Linked DNA regions of Homo sapiens: all the other regions are linked to region 1. Evidence: read pairs that join two places in POLR2A ChIA-PET (ENCODE). Cell type or tissue: GM12878. All regions are shown on one strand. Links, peaks and the distances in the headings refer to the core of each region. The heading gives the core; the rest is flanking DNA.

What was found. Peaks named below come from ENCODE experiments on the same cell type or tissue, not always from the same donor. Only the 100,000 strongest peaks of a DNase experiment are listed, where the experiment ranks them.
Region 2: POLR2A ChIA-PET joins it to region 1 with 5 read pairs; 7 of 35 experiments call an interaction of 5 or more read pairs at or near these places.
Region 3: POLR2A ChIA-PET joins it to region 1 with 6 read pairs; 4 of 35 experiments call an interaction of 5 or more read pairs at or near these places.

Annotation. Positions count from the first base shown.
Region 1 is chr1:236,153,780-236,159,336 of GRCh38, forward strand. The region is part of intron 1 of GPR137B (G protein-coupled receptor 137B); the gene reads left to right. Among named protein-coding and RNA genes, the nearest start is that of GPR137B, 14 kb to the left of the region's middle. RefSeq lists enhancers at 2,743-2,802, 3,003-3,112 and a silencer at 4,792-4,841. In GM12878, for the core only: a CTCF peak has its summit at 4,305 (motif pointing right); a DNase peak (open chromatin) is centred at 3,092; H3K4me3 peaks cover 1,117 bases; H3K27ac peaks cover 3,631 bases.
Region 2 is chr1:236,286,730-236,292,286 of GRCh38, forward strand. It overlaps the pseudogene LOC100130485. Among named protein-coding and RNA genes, the nearest start is that of ERO1B, 7.6 kb to the left of the region's middle. RefSeq lists a silencer at 3,580-3,818. In GM12878, for the core only: no CTCF peak of the experiment used is centred there; no DNase peak of the experiment used is centred there.
Region 3 is chr1:236,499,692-236,505,248 of GRCh38, forward strand. No RefSeq gene overlaps it. Among named protein-coding and RNA genes, the nearest start is that of LGALS8, 22 kb to the right of the region's middle. RefSeq lists an enhancer at 3,478-3,772. In GM12878, for the core only: no CTCF peak of the experiment used is centred there; no DNase peak of the experiment used is centred there; H3K27me3 peaks cover 259 bases.

The DNA.
Region 1 (5,557 bases), core at 331-5,330:
CATCTCTGTGAGTCCCCCTCTAGGATACATGCTTTAAAAAGAACCAGTGGTTTTTGCTGCTATTTAAATGAAAGTCAAATCCAATTTAAAAATCTCACTGTAATGAAATCAAAATATTTCCCAAACACAGGTATTCACTGTGAAGCGATGCCAGGATGGCTGTGGAGGGAACTTCTTGGTGGAAGTCGTCACCTGTGACTTGGGCTGTTGGGTTTCCACCCACCATTGCCCTGGTCCTGCTCCTAGGGCCCCTTCCTTGGGTGCCACTGGGAGGTGAAGGCTTAGGTTTAGGTTGACATAGCAGGTGTATTCTCACCAGAACCAGATTCTGGGGCAACCAAGTTGGGCCCCTGGCTAGTCTTGGGTTTTGTGTGTGGAAGCCCCCAGACTCCGTGTCCTCCTGGGCCCTGCTCCAGGTTAAGCTGGAATTTCTGGTCTGCCTGGGTTTGTTCTCAGCGAATCGTGGGGTCCAGACCAACATGAGGATGGAAGGGTGGTGCTGGGTAACTCCCACCCTGCGCCCTGGGGCTGTGAACAGCACGCGTCATCCGTCCCCCGAGGACACACGGCCTGTCACGGCTTTGACAGCATATATTGTGTCTTCCCCGAGTTCTCTCTGCTTGGGGTCAGCTAGTCCCAGTTTTTTTCAGTATTCCTGGAGGAACGTGGGTGTGTCCTCTGCCATCCTGGTTGCTGTTCCCGAAGGCCCCAGTGAGCTGGGACAGTGTCAGGAGCAGACCAAGTCCCCACCCCTAGTGAGGAGCTTCCCCCGTTACCCACATAGCTTCCCCTCGAGGAGGCCAGATGGTCATTCTCTCGGTGGCAGGACACAGGGAGTGTCATTTAATACCAGACACGTCCAGCAAGGGCAGGAGTTCCCAGGGCATCCTAAAACCTCAGAATTCTCCTCACTTCTGAAGCAGAAAGTTATTCTGTGAGGAGGGGCAAAAACAAACTGGGGTACTTTCCCTGCGAATTTATTTTGTAGTTTTTGCATCGTTTGCCAGCAAGGATCAGGGCACGATGGTACGACACTGCACACTGCCGCACGTGGCCCGGGACCCTCCTGCCATAGGGCCCAGTGGGCCAGCGCTGGCCACCGGGAGAAATGCATCCTCTGTGCTTCTAATGTGTCACCTTCCTTAAGTACATTTAGAACAATTAGGGGCAGGGCCCTGGCTGGTAAACTGTGAACTGCAATTTGTGGTTAAGCAGTTAAGAAACATAACAGTGATGGTAGGGCCTTGTGTGGCCACAGCCCTTGTCATTCCCAAGGCCAAAGAGAGAGAATCCTGCCAGGGAGGCAGGTCAGAATTATTTGCCTCCACCTCTGTGCGGAACTGATGCCGAGACGGACTCCACCCAGGCAGTGGGCAGGCGGGCAGGTCCGTGCGCTTCTGTGGCTGAAGCGGCCGGGCCGCAGCTATTCCTGCGGGGCTTCCAGGGCGGAGGACACGGGCTGACACGGGCTGTCCCTGGGAAGGAACTTCAAGTCATGGAGCTGTCAAAGTAGAAGCAGCTTAATGAATATTTGTCCTAATGCTTTCACCTCGCAGATAGACACTGAGGCCTAGAAAGGTCGATGGAGCTAACCAGGAACCAACAAAGTAGGTTCCTGAGGGTTGACCAGCCTCACCCCTGAATCCAGGTGCTCAGGGGACAAGAGACAATTCAGAAAAGCAGGGAGACTGAAGGACGGCGTTTGGTGTGGCTTTAGGTTGACTTGGAGAGCCGCAAAGGGTGTGGGTGGGAGGTGTGCTCTCTAGAGTCCCGTCTCCTCGCGGGCTGCCTGCTGGGCTGACTTATCAATGTGGGGGCTCAGGGCCACCCTGAGTTCTGCCTTCTGGGTGGCCAGCCTGTGTTGGCGCCGTTGGATGGAGTGAAGCTCAGTTTATGAGGCTCAGGGAGGCTCTCGTGAGCCGATGGAGGGGTGGAGGAGGGGAGAGGTGCTTGCTGCCCGGAGAGCTGAGCTGCTGGGAACAGGAAGGAGAAGAGGAGCTGTTGGGAAGGGGGACAGTGAGTGGAGATGCCCTTTATCTATAAAGGTAAAGACTGTTATCCCATTATCACTTATGAAATGAGGAATGCCTTGTGAGGACCAAGGTAGGGACATCCTGGGTGGGAGCTGAGCTCCTGCCTTGTGGGGTGCACATGCACAAACATGCACACACATACACAAACGCACACACATGCACACACACGCGCGCGCGCAAACACACATGCATACACCTGAGGAAGGATCATAGGCGCCAGGTGAGCCAAACAGGACCATGCAGCGGAGCTCTCAGGAGGGCTGGAGAAGGCTGCAAACACATCCAGGGAGCTCCGAGGTCTATGGAAATCCAGAGAAGCAATTATGGTTGGCTTCTGATCACGTGGGAAGAAGCTCACTGAAGTCTGGGGGGCCCACATTCCAAGGGCCAGCACGAGGCCAGGAGCAGGCAGGACCAGCTTCTTGGGCCACATGCTTGCCAAAGTCAAAGGTGGGAGGTGATGCGGTGAACACCTGACCATGTATTCCAGTGACCCCTCTCACACCTGGCCAGCCTGGGACACAGACCAGGCACACCTTGGCTTCAGGCCACCGCCTCCCAGAACTTTATGGCATGGACAGCGTGCTTGCTTGCCTTTTCTGGCCAGTTACCTTCACTGCCACGGACACAGGACTATGAGTGGGGCTGTGGTGGTGGTTATCCAGGTCCTGAGTCCCTGGACCTATAGCCCACAGCTGACGTTTGGAAGAAAAGAACATCCTAACGCAGGCATAGAGGCCCCGCCCTTGCTCGCACTGTCTTGGAGACTGAGCCTCAAATGCAGATCCCCTCCCCGCCGCAGAGCCGCCTTGTGTGTCTTCCGGGAACCCTGCAGAAAGGAGAACTCCGGTGTCTGGATTTCGGGGACCGACTGTCTTGTCACCCTGCTCTGCTGAGTGAGGATGCTCAGCATGTGGGAACAGACTGAAGCAGCTGACTAATGACTGTTGCCTGGGGAGACCAGGGCCCTGGGGTTTGCATAATTTCCCCAATATATCAGGAAGTGGGTAGCGCAGAGGGACCAGGAGAGCAAATATCGAATGCGTCAGTGGTTCTTAACCTTTTTCAGTATGAAAGTTCCTTTTATGGTTAGGATAGCATCTGTGGTCACAGTTTAGTAGCTGTGCGTTTAGAATCATGGTTTGCGAACATAGATGAGGACTAATAATACCAACAGCAGGGGTTGCAGCCACCCACGTGGTACTTACTAGGCGGCAGGCATTTGTCCAGGTGCTCTACATGTCTATTAATTCACCAAATGCTTAGGAAAACCTGGTGGCTGGTGTTATTAGTCTCATTTTACAGGTGAGGTACTTGAGGCACAGAGCAGGCAGGTGACTTTTCCAAGGCCACACAGCTGATAATTGGTAGAGCCAGGATTCAACCCCAGGTAAGCCAGCTCCAGATTCCACACTTTTTTTTTTTTTTTTGAGACGGAGTCCCGCTCAGTCGCCCAGGCTGGAGTGCAGTGGCGCGATCTCTGCTCACTGCAAGCTCCGCCTCCTGGTTCACGCCATTCTCCTGCCTCAGTCTCCCCAGTGGCTGGGACTACAGGCGCCCGCCACCACGCCCGGCTAATTTTTTGTATTTTTAGTAGAGACAGGGTTTCACCGTGTTAGCCAGGATGGTCTTGATCTCCTGACCTCATGATCCGCCTCCCCCACCTCCCAAAGTGCTGGGATTACAGGCGTGAGCCACTGTGCCCGGCCCGATTCCACACACTTAGCCATCCTTCTGTGTCCCTCTGTCAGAGAGGGCTACCGGTTGTGGCCTGTTATATAGGAGTAGCGTCGTCTGTCAGTATATGTGGGGGACTGGTTCCAGGACCCCCAAGTATGCTCAGAGCCCCACATACTCACATCCCTGTAGAACCTGCATGTACAAAGAGTTGGTCCTCCTTATATTCAGGTTTTACGTCCTGAGAACATCGTAGTTTTGATTCCCATTCAGTTGAAAAAAATCCATGTATAGATGCGCCCATGCAGTTCAAACCCATGCTGCCCAGGGGCCAACTGCACTGTGCCTTAGTGAAGATGCATGAGCTAGAACTGTGTGTATCAACATAGATACCTTCCAAACACATAGTCATGAGGGAATAAACAAACTGCAGAAGGTTATGGAAGGTATTAATGCATTCATATAAAGTGCAAAACCATACTGGACGGTACTCTGTATCTTTCACGAATCCAGATTTACCTAGTGAAAGCCTGCCTAGCCATAAAAACACCAAATTCAGGATAGTGATTACTTTCCTGGGAGCAAATGGCACCAGGAGGGGGCAGGCTGGGAGCTCCAGCTGTGTCATTTTTATTTATTAAACCACAGCTGGGGCTGGGCATGGTGGCTTATGCCTGTAATCCCAACACTTTGAGAGGCTGAGGTGGGTGGATCACCTGAGGTCAGGAGTTCAAGACCAACCTGGCCAAAATGGTGAAACCCCTGTCTCTACTAAAAATACAAAGATTTGCCGGGTGTGGTTGCACGTGCCTATAATCCCAGCTACTCGGGAGGCTGAGGCACGAGAATCGCTTGAACCCGGGAGACAAGGTTGCAGTGAGCCGAGATGGCACCACTGCGCTCCAGCCTAGGCAACAAAAGTGAAACTCTGTCTCAGAAACAAACAAACAAAACATAGCTGGAGCAAACGTGGCAAAGTATTAAGGATGGAGTGCTGGGTGCATGAGTATTTGCTGTTATTTCTTTGTATATACATAAATTATTTTATAATATAAAGTTTCAACCTGCCATGCATTTGTAACATTTTCAGATGAATTTGCATACATACGTTTTGAACCAGCGTGTGTGATAGAGACTGGTTTCTTTAGTCAGGAGTCTGTGCTTGGTGCACTAAGAGTTTCAGTCCCCCTCAGTTACTGCGAGGGTCTCCTCAGGAGTCTCAGCCCACAGGCAGCTAGGATCAGGATGCACCCCCTTTTAAGGATAGGGGGATTATGAAGTGTCCAGAGAGTGGTGGCACAGAAGTGGAGACACTAGGGTGTCCAGATGTGGGTCCTGGCTTAGGGGAGAGGATTTATAAAGTAAAATGGCTGCAGAGATTCTGAATCAAGCGCAGGTTGGAAGCATAGTGCTTTGTTGGTACATCAGAGACACTGCCTCCAGGGACATCAGAGGTGACTTCTGTTGAGTTCTGCTGACTGCACAGGAGACACTGTCATACCCACAAAGAATAGCAGGGGACATTTCTGCCAGAAACACCACTAAGACATTAGTAAAAATGATTGTAACCCAGCTACTCAGGAGGCCGAGATGGGAGGATCACTTGAGTCTAGGAGTTCAAGACCAGCCTGGGCAATGTAGGGAGACATCATCTCTAAAAAATAAGACAAATTAGCCAGGCATTTGGGCTGCACCTGTACATAGTCTCAGCTACTCAGGAAGTTAAGGCAGGAGGATTCCTGGAGCCCAGGAAGATGGAGGCTGCAATGAGCTATGATGGCACCACTGCACTCCAGCCTGGGTGACAGCAAGACCCCGCCTCTTAAAAACAAACAAACAAACAGAAA
Region 2 (5,557 bases), core at 124-5,123, 130 kb after region 1:
TATTGATACCCTTGAAACACTCAGTTTCAAAAAGATGGTTATAGGCTGTAACCAAATGGTCCTTGTTAGCTGTCTTGCCTGCATTTTTAATGTTTCCTAATAATTTATGTTCTGCAAGAAACGAATCTGAATTGTGGTCCTGCAGAAACTTGATAAAGTCCCTCTTGGGCAGGTGCTTACTGCGCAGCTGCTCCAGGGTTCACGCCTGCAGTGGAACGGCCACTGCCATCTTCCCCCACTGCCTGTGCCTCACTGAGCCAGCCGGCCGCAGTTCCCACAGATGTCTTGATTGTAATACACCAAAAAGCATGCGTCAGGACACTGGCTGACCAGAAATGGCAACAGTATGCCTATTGTAGCTTATGTAATTTATGATTTACTATCACCACCGAGGTTAGATGAACCTAATTACCTGGAAGTGACTTACACGAAAACTGACCACACTTTTCGAATGGAAGAATTTATGAGCCTCTTATATTTCCTAATCTGAGATGGATCAGGGCTAGCTATGTCAATCAGCACAATTCCCTCATTGTAAGCAATGATAATATATAATTGACTTGGCCAAGATCAATTATGACAGTGGGTCGCAGGGGTGTCCGAGACAGAGAATACAGTCATGGGCTCTTAGTTTTTGTTTCTGGTTAAGCCACTAAAGCCTATTAAGTTTAGCCTCAAGCGGCTTCCTTACATATTTAATTTCAGCCTAAAGGTATTTCTATACATCACGAACTATAACAACTGGAGGTATACACCAACGGTGACCCACACCTGTGCCAGTCACTAAGTTTTGGCCAAAGAAATGTAGCCAACTGTTTGAACCGTGTTAAAATAAGGCAAACGCCAAGCTGTAACCAATCCAGTTGTTTCTGTACCTCACTTCCATTTCCTGTAGGTCAGTTTCCTTTTGCTGTCCATAAATCTCCCACGATGTGGCTGCGCGGGAGTCTCTCTGAATCTGCTGTGATTCTGGGGGCTGCACGATCGTTCGTTGCTCAAACTCTTTTAAATTTAATTCGGCTAAGTTTTTCTTTTAATGAGCCCCTTCCTCGTCCCTTTTTTCTGCTTATCACTAGAGACAGAAACTAAAAACCATGGCTTCAGGCCGCGGAAAGCCTAAAACTAAACAAAACGAAACGAAGCCAAACAGACTCAACCATGGATGACCTCAGTGTGCTTCACCTTTTCAAACGGATAGTGTCAAAATGACAGAGGAGTTAAGAAGAAACTACTTAGGCAGATAGTGAGGGTATGGGAGTCCTCAGTAAGGTTTTTCTTTTTAATGAAAAGCAGCCCCCAAATCATTTTCTAACAAAGAGCAGCCTGCAAAATCGAGCTGCAGACATAGACAATCAAGCCGGAAGCTTGCAGGGGTGCATACCGGTAGGAAAAAAGCCACCTGGGACTAGACATCTTCAAATTAGCGGCCCCATCTTCCCTCTTCTTTGTCAGAAAGGAGCAGGCAAGATGGCCTGGTTAAGTGGAAAGCCATTTGCATAATAAGATTAGGGTGGGGTAGCCAGCCTTTCCCCGCCCACTATGTAAATGTAACACCTGATCCGTCCAATCTGTGGGCCTTATGTAAATCAGACACCGCCTCCTCAAGCCGAACTATAAAATCCAGCGCACTCCATCACCCACCGGTCTTTCCTTGCAGAAGCCTCTGTCTCACTAGAGAGCTACTCTGCTTTCTCTTTCTTTTGCCTATTAAGCCTCTGCTCCTAAACTCATGTGTGTTCCTGTCCTAAATCTTCCTGGCGCAAGACGACGAATCCTGGGTATTTACCCCAGACAACGAAGCCACTTCAAAAAGTGTTTCGATCAAGATCAACCTTATTTGTATTGGAAATGTAGTCACACTGACACCGTGTACAAAAACAGATTGATGTTGAGAAGCCAGAAGAACAGAAAAAATAAAACAAAAACAGATTTACATTTATTACAGATGGACTCTGTTTTACTCTCAAATAGAAGTGATTCCCCTCATCTCTTTATTTCTATGCTTCCCTTCCCTTCTTCCCGCTCCATGTTCCCCTTTTCTGTGGAAGGATGGCTAATCGTCTCATCTCTGTGTCCAGAGTGAATCAGTGGAGTCCTATGGCAGTTCCTACACACAGTATTCACGTAGCACCAACAATCTGCCACTCTGTATTAGAGTTAGCTTTTCTGTGTACTGTGTATGCGTATTATAGCCCATCTAGAGTGCAAAGTTTTAGTAGACTCTATCTATTTGTACCGTATTCTCTTTAGTGGCTACTGTTCCTAAGAACAGTAGTCAGTAAACACTTGTTCATTGACTGGATATTGTTTACTATCTCAATTTATCTTAGGAGATAATATCTCAGAACCAATCCTGAATGTGGGGGCCCCTGAACATTTCCTGTGGAGGGCTGGGAAGTGGCTTTGTTAGAAAGGAATATTCCTGGAGAATGCAGTAAAATGAAACCGACAGTCTTCCATTAAAGCAAAGGATTACAGTTTTTTTTTACAACAGAGGTGCATTTGGGGGCTATGAAAAAGATTGAGGGAGTAACAGACTCCTCAGACTGGTGAAGGACCATTGCTGGAAACCATTACTGCAGGAGTTTGCCTCAAGAAGTACTTGAAATGTCTATAGCTAATGGATTCTGAAGCAAAGGCTTGAGAATTATCTTGAATAGATTGCTGTAATGCTTAAGAAACGTCGTGAATTAACAAAATTGCACTAAGCATTTACATTTTCAAGATCTCATCAAATGTATTGTGTTTCTTTGATGACCGTATGGCTTGGTTAACTTGTGACTTCTAATGAAGGAGGAAATTGTTGATGAATGGCTCTAAATAAAAGTCAAGGTAATGGGATGGAAACTAAAAACACCAGTAATTTTCTCTCCTAATAGCAAGCTGAATTGTGATTACTGAACCTGCTGAGTAATGGCAATCTGTTGTGTTTAAACAACTGTGTTTGTAGATGGTACTGGTGTGTTAACAACTGACCATGCCAGTTTCTTAAAACTGGATTTCCATCTGTGACATAGTTATAGGGGAATTTTGGCTTGGTGATTAGATTTCTGAATTTTACTGAGGGGATTTCTTCGCCTTGTCTTTTGACAATTAATAGGGATTAAAAGTTGTTAAAATCAAAGAACTTGTCTGGCCTGCAGCTTGTTATTAGTTATGCTACCTTAAGTATTCCTTGTTTTTCTTTAATATTTACTCAGCTGTGTCATTCTCAAGTATTTTCACTTAAGAGCATTAAAGCTGATAAACTTGAATCAGTTAGAATTAATTCTATTTCTAAAGGAGTTGACATGGTGATATAGTTTGGATAAAACCTTTTCTGTAACAAACATGATACTATGCTAGAAGTTAATATGTGATGAGGAATCTAAATAATTGGAAAAACTAGAAACATAATTCTACCAATTTCCACCCCCCACATAACTTCTATAATGCAAAAAAAAAAAAAAAAAGCCTTCACATAACCACAGAATTGTGAGGCACATTGGGACCACTTGACTTCTGCCCACTCTCCTTATCCACTCCATTCCACATAGGGTCCAGGGTAAATCACAGTGACAGCTAATACCATGAACATCACAGGAAGTAGAAAGGATCAAGGTCATAGAGATGGTGGCAGCAAATAGGAAAAGGCTGACTGCACAGCCCAGCTGGACATGGTGGTCAGTGGGTGGTTCTATGCTGGTACTAAGTTCTTCCCTCCTGTTGGTCTGTACCCCAAGTCATTGGGAGCCTCAATAAGTTTAGTTTCTCTACATTCAGCTGCTTTTTCATTAGTTCGGTTGAGTATGTACATGGATTACAGTCAGATGCGTCGTCTGTGCCTTATGCTGCTGCTGCTTCTCTGCCGCCATTGCCTTACTGTCCCCCTTCCCCACCCACCTGCCAGGAGAGTCTGGTTTTGTTGTTGTTGTGTTGTTTTTTGAGATGGAGTCTCGCTCTGTCGCCAGGCTGGAGTGCAGTGGCATGATCTCAGCTCACTGCAACCTCTGCCTCCGGGGTTCAAGCGATTCTCCTGCCTCAGCCTCCCGAGTAGCTGGGATTACAGGCACACACCATCACGCCCAGCTTATGTTTGTATTTTTAGTAGGGACGGGGTTTCACCATGTTGGCCAGGATACTCTTGATCTCTTGACCTCATGATCCTCCTGCCTCGGCCTCCCAAAGTGCTGGGATTACAGTCATTAGCCACCACACCCAGCCGAGAGTCCGGTTTTTATTGTGCAGCCTCAGTGAGGTAAGATCCTGACCTCCTGTGTGTTATTCTCTCACACTTGCCCACATCTGGACTTAGATTTGGATTCCACTTAGCCTTAACAGAATCATCTGCTTGCCGGTTTTACTTTATATAATTTCCATTGTTCCATTTAGGGACTTTTGATGATCTCTCAGAGATACACATTCTTCAGGGATCTTTTTCTTCTACTTGAGCAGGATGGCCTTGCATATAGAATTGTATTTAAATATACTGTGCTCTTTTTCTGGAAAAGACAAGCTTATCGTATAATCTGCAAGGCATTAAAAGTGACTCTTACCTAATACTTCTCAAGGTTGGAATCCCAGTGGAATTCTTGTTTGTGATCATCCACAGTCACCCACAGAAGCACGATGAGCCACCACAGTAAACTTACGTGAGAAAATTGTTCTAGTCCCCAAGAATGAAAAAGGCCATTCTTGTGTCTCCTTTTTCCCGTGATTCCAGGGATTTGCTTTCTATTCTGTTATCCAATGAAATCATCTCGCTATTTCTTAGGAATATTTTCACCAGTCTGCATTGCCACCAAGTTATAAAACAATCAGAAAACAGAGAGAAAATGTCCAATTATTTCAGAGATTATAATTATTTGGGAGTATCTTCTCCCCAGTTTTCAGATACTGTTTTTTTGGTTGTTTGTTTGTTTGTTTGTTTGAGACAGTCTCACTTTGTTGCCCAGGCTGGAGTGCATTGGCGCGATCTCGGCTCACTGCAACCTCCGCCTCCCAGGTTCAAGCAATTCTCTGCCTCAGCCTCCCAAGTAACTGGGATTACAGGTGCCCACCACCACGCCCAGCTAATTTTTGTATTTTTAGTAGAGATGAGGTTTCACCATGTTGGCCAGGCTGCTCTTGAACTCCTGACCTCGTGATCCACCTACCTCAGCCTCCCAAAGTGCTGGGATCACAGGCATGAGCCACTGCACCTGGCCCAGATACTGTTTTAATGATGTTTTAAAGTCTGATCTTCCTGGTGGTGGTTTTTATGTTTTATTTTTTTAGACGGAGTCTCGCTCTGTCACCCAGGCTGGAGTGTAGTGGCGTGATCTCTGCTCACTGCAAGCTCCACCTCCCGGGTTCACACCATTCTCCTGCCTCAGCCTCCCGAATAGCTGGGACTACAGGCGCCCGCCACTACACCCGGCCAATTTTTTTGTTTTTTTTTTGTATTTTTAGTAGAGACGGGGTTTCACCGTGTTAGTCAGGATGGTCTCGATCTCCTGACCTCGTGATCCGCCCGCAGCGGCCTCCCAAAGTGCTGGGATTACAGGCGTGAGTGACCGCACCCAGCCTCCTGGTAGTG
Region 3 (5,557 bases), core at 215-5,214, 350 kb after region 1:
GAATCCATCTCGAAAAAAAAAAAAGTTTGTCAACGGTTTCACTGAATCCAGAATACTTTTCTAAAATGTCAACCCTATAGAATACATTTTATAAAATTATGAAGGCCTGGTCTGGTGTAGTGGCTCACGCTTGTAATCCCAGCACTTTGGGCAGCCAAGGCAGGTGGATCGCTTGAGGCTGGGAGTTTGAGACTAGCCTGGCCAACAAGGCAAAACCCTGACTCTACTAAAAAATACAAAAATTAACTGGGCGTGGTGGTGCACACCTGTAATCCCAGCTACTCAGGAGGTTGAGACAGGAGAATCACTTGAACCCAGGAGGTGGAGGTTGCAGTGAGTGGAGATTGCGCCATTGCACTCTAGCCTGGGTGACAGAGCAAGACTCTATCTTCAAAAAATAGATAAATAAATAAAAATTAAAACAAAATAAAATTATGAAGGCCTTAGGTCAGAGAATTACCGAGGGAATATTCAAAGTTATACCTCCAAGTATCTACAATGAAGATACTTTCATCAGAAAAAAGGAGTTTACGGCCAGGCCCTGTGGTTCATGCCTATAATCTCAGCACTTTGGGAAGCCAAGGCTGAGGCAGGAGGATCACTTGAGGCCAGGAGTTCGAGACCAGCCTGAGCAAAAACGTGAGATCCCATTTCTACCAAAAATAAAAATGTAAGGTAGGCATGCAACTGTAGTCCCAGCTACTCGAGAGGCTGAGGCAAGAGGATCGCTTAAACCCAGGACTCCAGCCTGAGCAACAGAGCGAGACCCTGTTTATAAAAAAAAAAGAAAAAAAAAAAGAAGAAGAAGAAGGAGAAGAAAGGAAATAAAATTTAAGAAAAAAAAAAGGACTTAATAAGGTTGAATGAAGGCAAGAATATTCTTAGCTCTGTTTAAGTCAAGACCTGAGTAGTAGCTCTACGTAGCTGTATGTCGATAATGTTTTTGAGACAGCACTACTGATAAATTGTTACATAATAAACTGTTATGGCTGGATGCAGTGGCTCATGCCCATAATCCCAGCACCTTGGGAGGCCGAAGTGAGTGGATCACCTGAGGTCAGGAGTTCGAGACTAGCCTGATCAATATGGTGAAATCCCATTTCTACTAAAAAAATAAAAATTAGCTGGGCATGGTGGCGCACCTGTAATCCCAGCTACTCAGGAGGCTGGGGCAGGAGGATTGCTTGAACCCAGGAGACAGAGGTTGCAGTGAGCCGAGATTGCGCCATTGCACTCCAGCCTAGAAGACAGAGCGAGACTCCATCTCAAATAAATAAACTGTTAAATTAAGTTTAGCCTAAAGCTACCCCCTTACATATTTTAAGTTCAGTCTAAAGGTTTCCCTGCACATAGTGAACTGTAACCTAACTGGATGCGTAAACAGACTATAACCTACTCTTGGGCCAGTCACTGAGTTTTGGTCAATCAAAGGCAGCCAACTGTTCAAACCAGGTTAAAATAAGGCAGATGCTGAGCTCTAACCAGTCCAGCCATTTCTGTACCTTGCTTCCATTTTCTGTCCATCACTTTCCCTTTTCTGTCCATAAATCTTCCACCACGTGGCTGTGCTGGAGCCACTGTGAAACTATTCTGTTTCAGGGGCTGCCCAATTCATGAATCATTCCTTGCTCAATTAAACTCTGTTCATTTAATTTGTCTAATATTTTTCTTTTAATCAAAGTAATTTGGCCGGGCACAGTGGCTCACGCCTGTAATCCCAACACTTCGGGAGGCCGAGGTAGGTGGATCACCTGAGGTCAAGGGTTCAAGACTAGCCTGGCCAACATGGTGAAACCCCGTCTCTACTAAAAGTACAAAAATTAGCCGGGTGTGGTGGCGGGCGCCTGTAATCCCAGCTACTCGGGAGGCTGAGGGAGGAGAATCGCTTGAACCCGGGAGGTGGAAGTTGCAGTGAGCTGAGATTGTGCCATTGCACTCCAGCTTGGGCGACAGGGCAAGACTCTGTCTCAAAAAAAAAAAAAAAATTAATTCAGAGACCTACTCATGTGAAGTTGTATTTTTTTATTCTCCATATTACAAAACAGAACAATTGGCACAGGGATGAAGAAATACTTTGCAAAACATCTAGAGAGGTTAAATGCCATGAGTCTTTAAAATGTAAGACTGCTTTCACCTGAGCAATCTAGTGTCCATTTCTAGAGCTAGCTTAAATGTCCGTGTAAATCCCCGTAATTGGTTGGGATAACAATTACCTATGTTGTATAACTTGAGTCAAAAACTACGTTTCCACTGCCTGCCACCCCTATGGATGGTTTTCTCTTAAGGTATCAAATTTTACTGGGAAAGACCTAGATAAAATACAGCGAAAATGAGGCGGGGCGTCCTGGCACATGCCTGTAATCCCAGCGCTTTGGGAGGCTGAGTCAGAAAGATCTTTGAATTCAGGAGTTCAAGACCAGCCTGGGCAATATAGTGAAATCCTGTCTTTACAAAAAATTAAAAATTAGCCAGGCATGGGGGCATGGGCCTGTAGTCCCAGCTACTTGGGTTGGGTGACTGATGTGGGAGGATCACTTGAGCCCAGGAGGTTGAGGCTGCAGTGAGCTCTGACCATGCCCCTGCACTCCAGCCTGGGTGACAGAGCAAGACCCAGTCTCAAAAAGAAAAGAAAAAGAGTAATGTTAGGTCAAGGTAGAACCTACCTTGACTTTCTGTTACTATGGAAGATATTCTGGGGTATCTCTGAGATCCAAGTATTATGGCACTTAAGTAATTCCTATCTATTGTTCTACTTGGTTCCTCGGGAGTAAAAGTCATATTCAAACCAAAAAGGCTGTGGGATTTCCAGAATTTTAAAAGCAATAATAGTTAATGTTCTCCCATGGGAGTTACTCCACATTTTTACATATGTTCCATATGTTAACTCATTTAGACCTTACCTTTATGAGGTAAGTCCTCTTCTTATCCCCACTTTAGAGGTGGGAAAACTGAGGCACAGAAAGAGTAAGTTGCTTGCCTAAGGCCCTGTTACTAGCAGGTGGTGAAACCAGCATTCCAACCCGGGAGTCTGGCAAATGTGTGTGAAGAGCACACGTTTGGAAATGACAGTCATGAGGACACTGTAAGACTTCTGGAATGTTTATAATTTCACCTTTGCTTGTTATTTTTCCTGTCTGTTTCCCTAGAGTGAGCTGAGTGAAAAAAGAAAGAAGAAAGAAAGAAGAAAGAGAAAGAGAAAGAAAGGAGAGAAAAAGAAAAAAGAAAAGAAAAACAGAAAAAGGGAAAGAAAGAAGAAATGAAAGAAAGAAAAGAAAAGAAGAAAGAAAAGAAAGAGAGAAAGGAAGGAAGGAAGGTGGGAGGGGAGGAAAGGAAGAAGAAAGAAAGAAGGGGGACAGAGGGAGGGAATGAAGGAGGGAGAGAGGGAGGGAAGGAGGAAGAAATAAAAAGATGAGGATCTGTATGCTTGAGGGGTGGAGGTGGGGGGCTTGGGTGGGAGTGTGGGATGGGCAGAAAGCTGGAGGGAGCCCTGGACCGACTGCATTCCACAGAGGATTGTGGGTGCAACGTAGGTGGCAGATTGAGAAAAGCAAACAAACAAGCTCAGCCTTTGGAGCTTCGGGGAAGAAAAAAAGCTGAGCAGTGAATGCTGGCTTCCCACGGAGAAGGCAGGCTGCTTCGCCAGCTCACATCCTTCCGCGCACCCACTTCCTCTTTCCGGAGGTCACTTTAGATTGCTTTATGGCAGGATCTCCAGGTCACAGGAATGTTATGTTTCGACTGGGGTTTCCCCCTCCCCTGGGATGCCTGGGCCAGCTCCCCAAGGGCTAGTCTCTGTCCCAGGCCCCACACTCCCATAGCACTCAGCAAAAGCCTAGAGAGAGCACCGCAAAATGCCAAACGCAACAGGACCGCGTAGGAAGAAGACGCTTGGAATGACAGGGACACTAGAACTGCCCATGGTCGTGGTCTCAAATTTTTGTTCCATGGTCTGAAATACTAAAAGTTCTTAAACAGCTACTTGATTTCATACTATTGTTTTGAAGAAAACAGTGTTTGTTTGTTGTTTTGTTTGTTTGTTTGTTTGAGACAGAGTTTTGCTCTTGTTGCCGAGTTTGGTCCATGTTGGTCAGGCTGGTCTCGAACTCCTGACATCAGGTAATCCACCCACCTCTGCCTCCCAAAGTGCTGGGATTACAGGAAAACAGTTGTTTCTTTAAAACAATTATATAGGCTGGGCACGGTAGCTCATGCCTGTAATCCCAGCACTTTGGGAGGCTGAGGTGGGTGAATTACCTGAGGTCAGCAGTTCGAGACCAGCCTGGCCAACATGGTGAACCTCCGTCTCTACTAAAAATGCAAAAAATTAGCCGGGCGTGGTGGTGCATTCCTGTAATACCAGGTACTCAGGAGGCTGAGGCAGGAGAATCACTTGAACCCAGGAGGTGGAGGTTGCAGTGAGCTGAGATGGCACCACTGCACTCCAGCCTGGGCAACAAGAGCAAAACTCCATCTCACAATCTCAAAAAAATAAAATAAAATAAAATAAAATAAATGGTTATATAAGCTACCTTATTGATGCAGTTACAAATGAGCCGCTGAAACATATAAATTTTAAAGAACAAGCCACATATCTTTCATCACCCACAGCTTCACCAACTAAAGGTGTATGTAGTACTTTTGTGGAAGGCATTTCCACATGCTTTGAGGGACCTTGAAATACTGCTATGATTACATGATTTTTCTAAAACCAGACTACTCCTACATTACAAGAATTGAAAAGTTCAGAGTAAATATTTGTAAGACCTAGAAAAGATGATGTTCTTTAAAAAAAACGATGCCCATCTTTGTAGCGAAAAGAAAGAGAGATCAGACTGTTACTGTGTCTATGTAGAAACAGAAGACATAAGAGACTCCATTTTGAAAAAGACCTGTACTTTAAACAATTGCTTTGCTGAGATGTTGTTAATTTGTAGCTTTGCCCCAGCCACTTTGACCCAACTACTTTGACCCAACCTGGAGCTCACAAAAATATATGTTGTATGAAATCAAGGTTTAAGGGATCTAGGGCTGTGCAGGACGTGCCTTGTTAACAAAATGTTTGCAAGCAGTATACTTGGTAAAAGTCATCGCCATTCTCTAGTCTCAATAAACCAGGGGCACAAGGCACTGTGGAAAGCCGCAGGGACCTCTGCCCTGGAAAGCGGGGTGTTGTCCAAGGTTTCTCCCCATGTGGTAGTCTGAAATATGGCCTCGTGGGATGAGAAAGACCTGACCATCCCCCAGCCCAACACCTGTAAAGGGTCTGTGCCGAGGTGGATTAGTCAAAGAGGAAAGCCTCTTGCAGTTGAGATAGAGGAAGGCCACTGTCTCCTGCCTGCCCCTGGGAACTGAATGTCTTGGTATAAAACCCGATTGTACATTTGTTCAATTCTGAGATAGGAGAAAAACCGCCCTATGGCGGGAGGCGAGACATGTTTGCAGCAATGCTGCCTTGTTATTCTTTACTCCACCGAGATGTTTGGGTGGAGAGAAACATAAATCTGGCTTACGTGCACGTCCAGTCATAGTAACTTCCCTTGAACTTAATTATGACGTA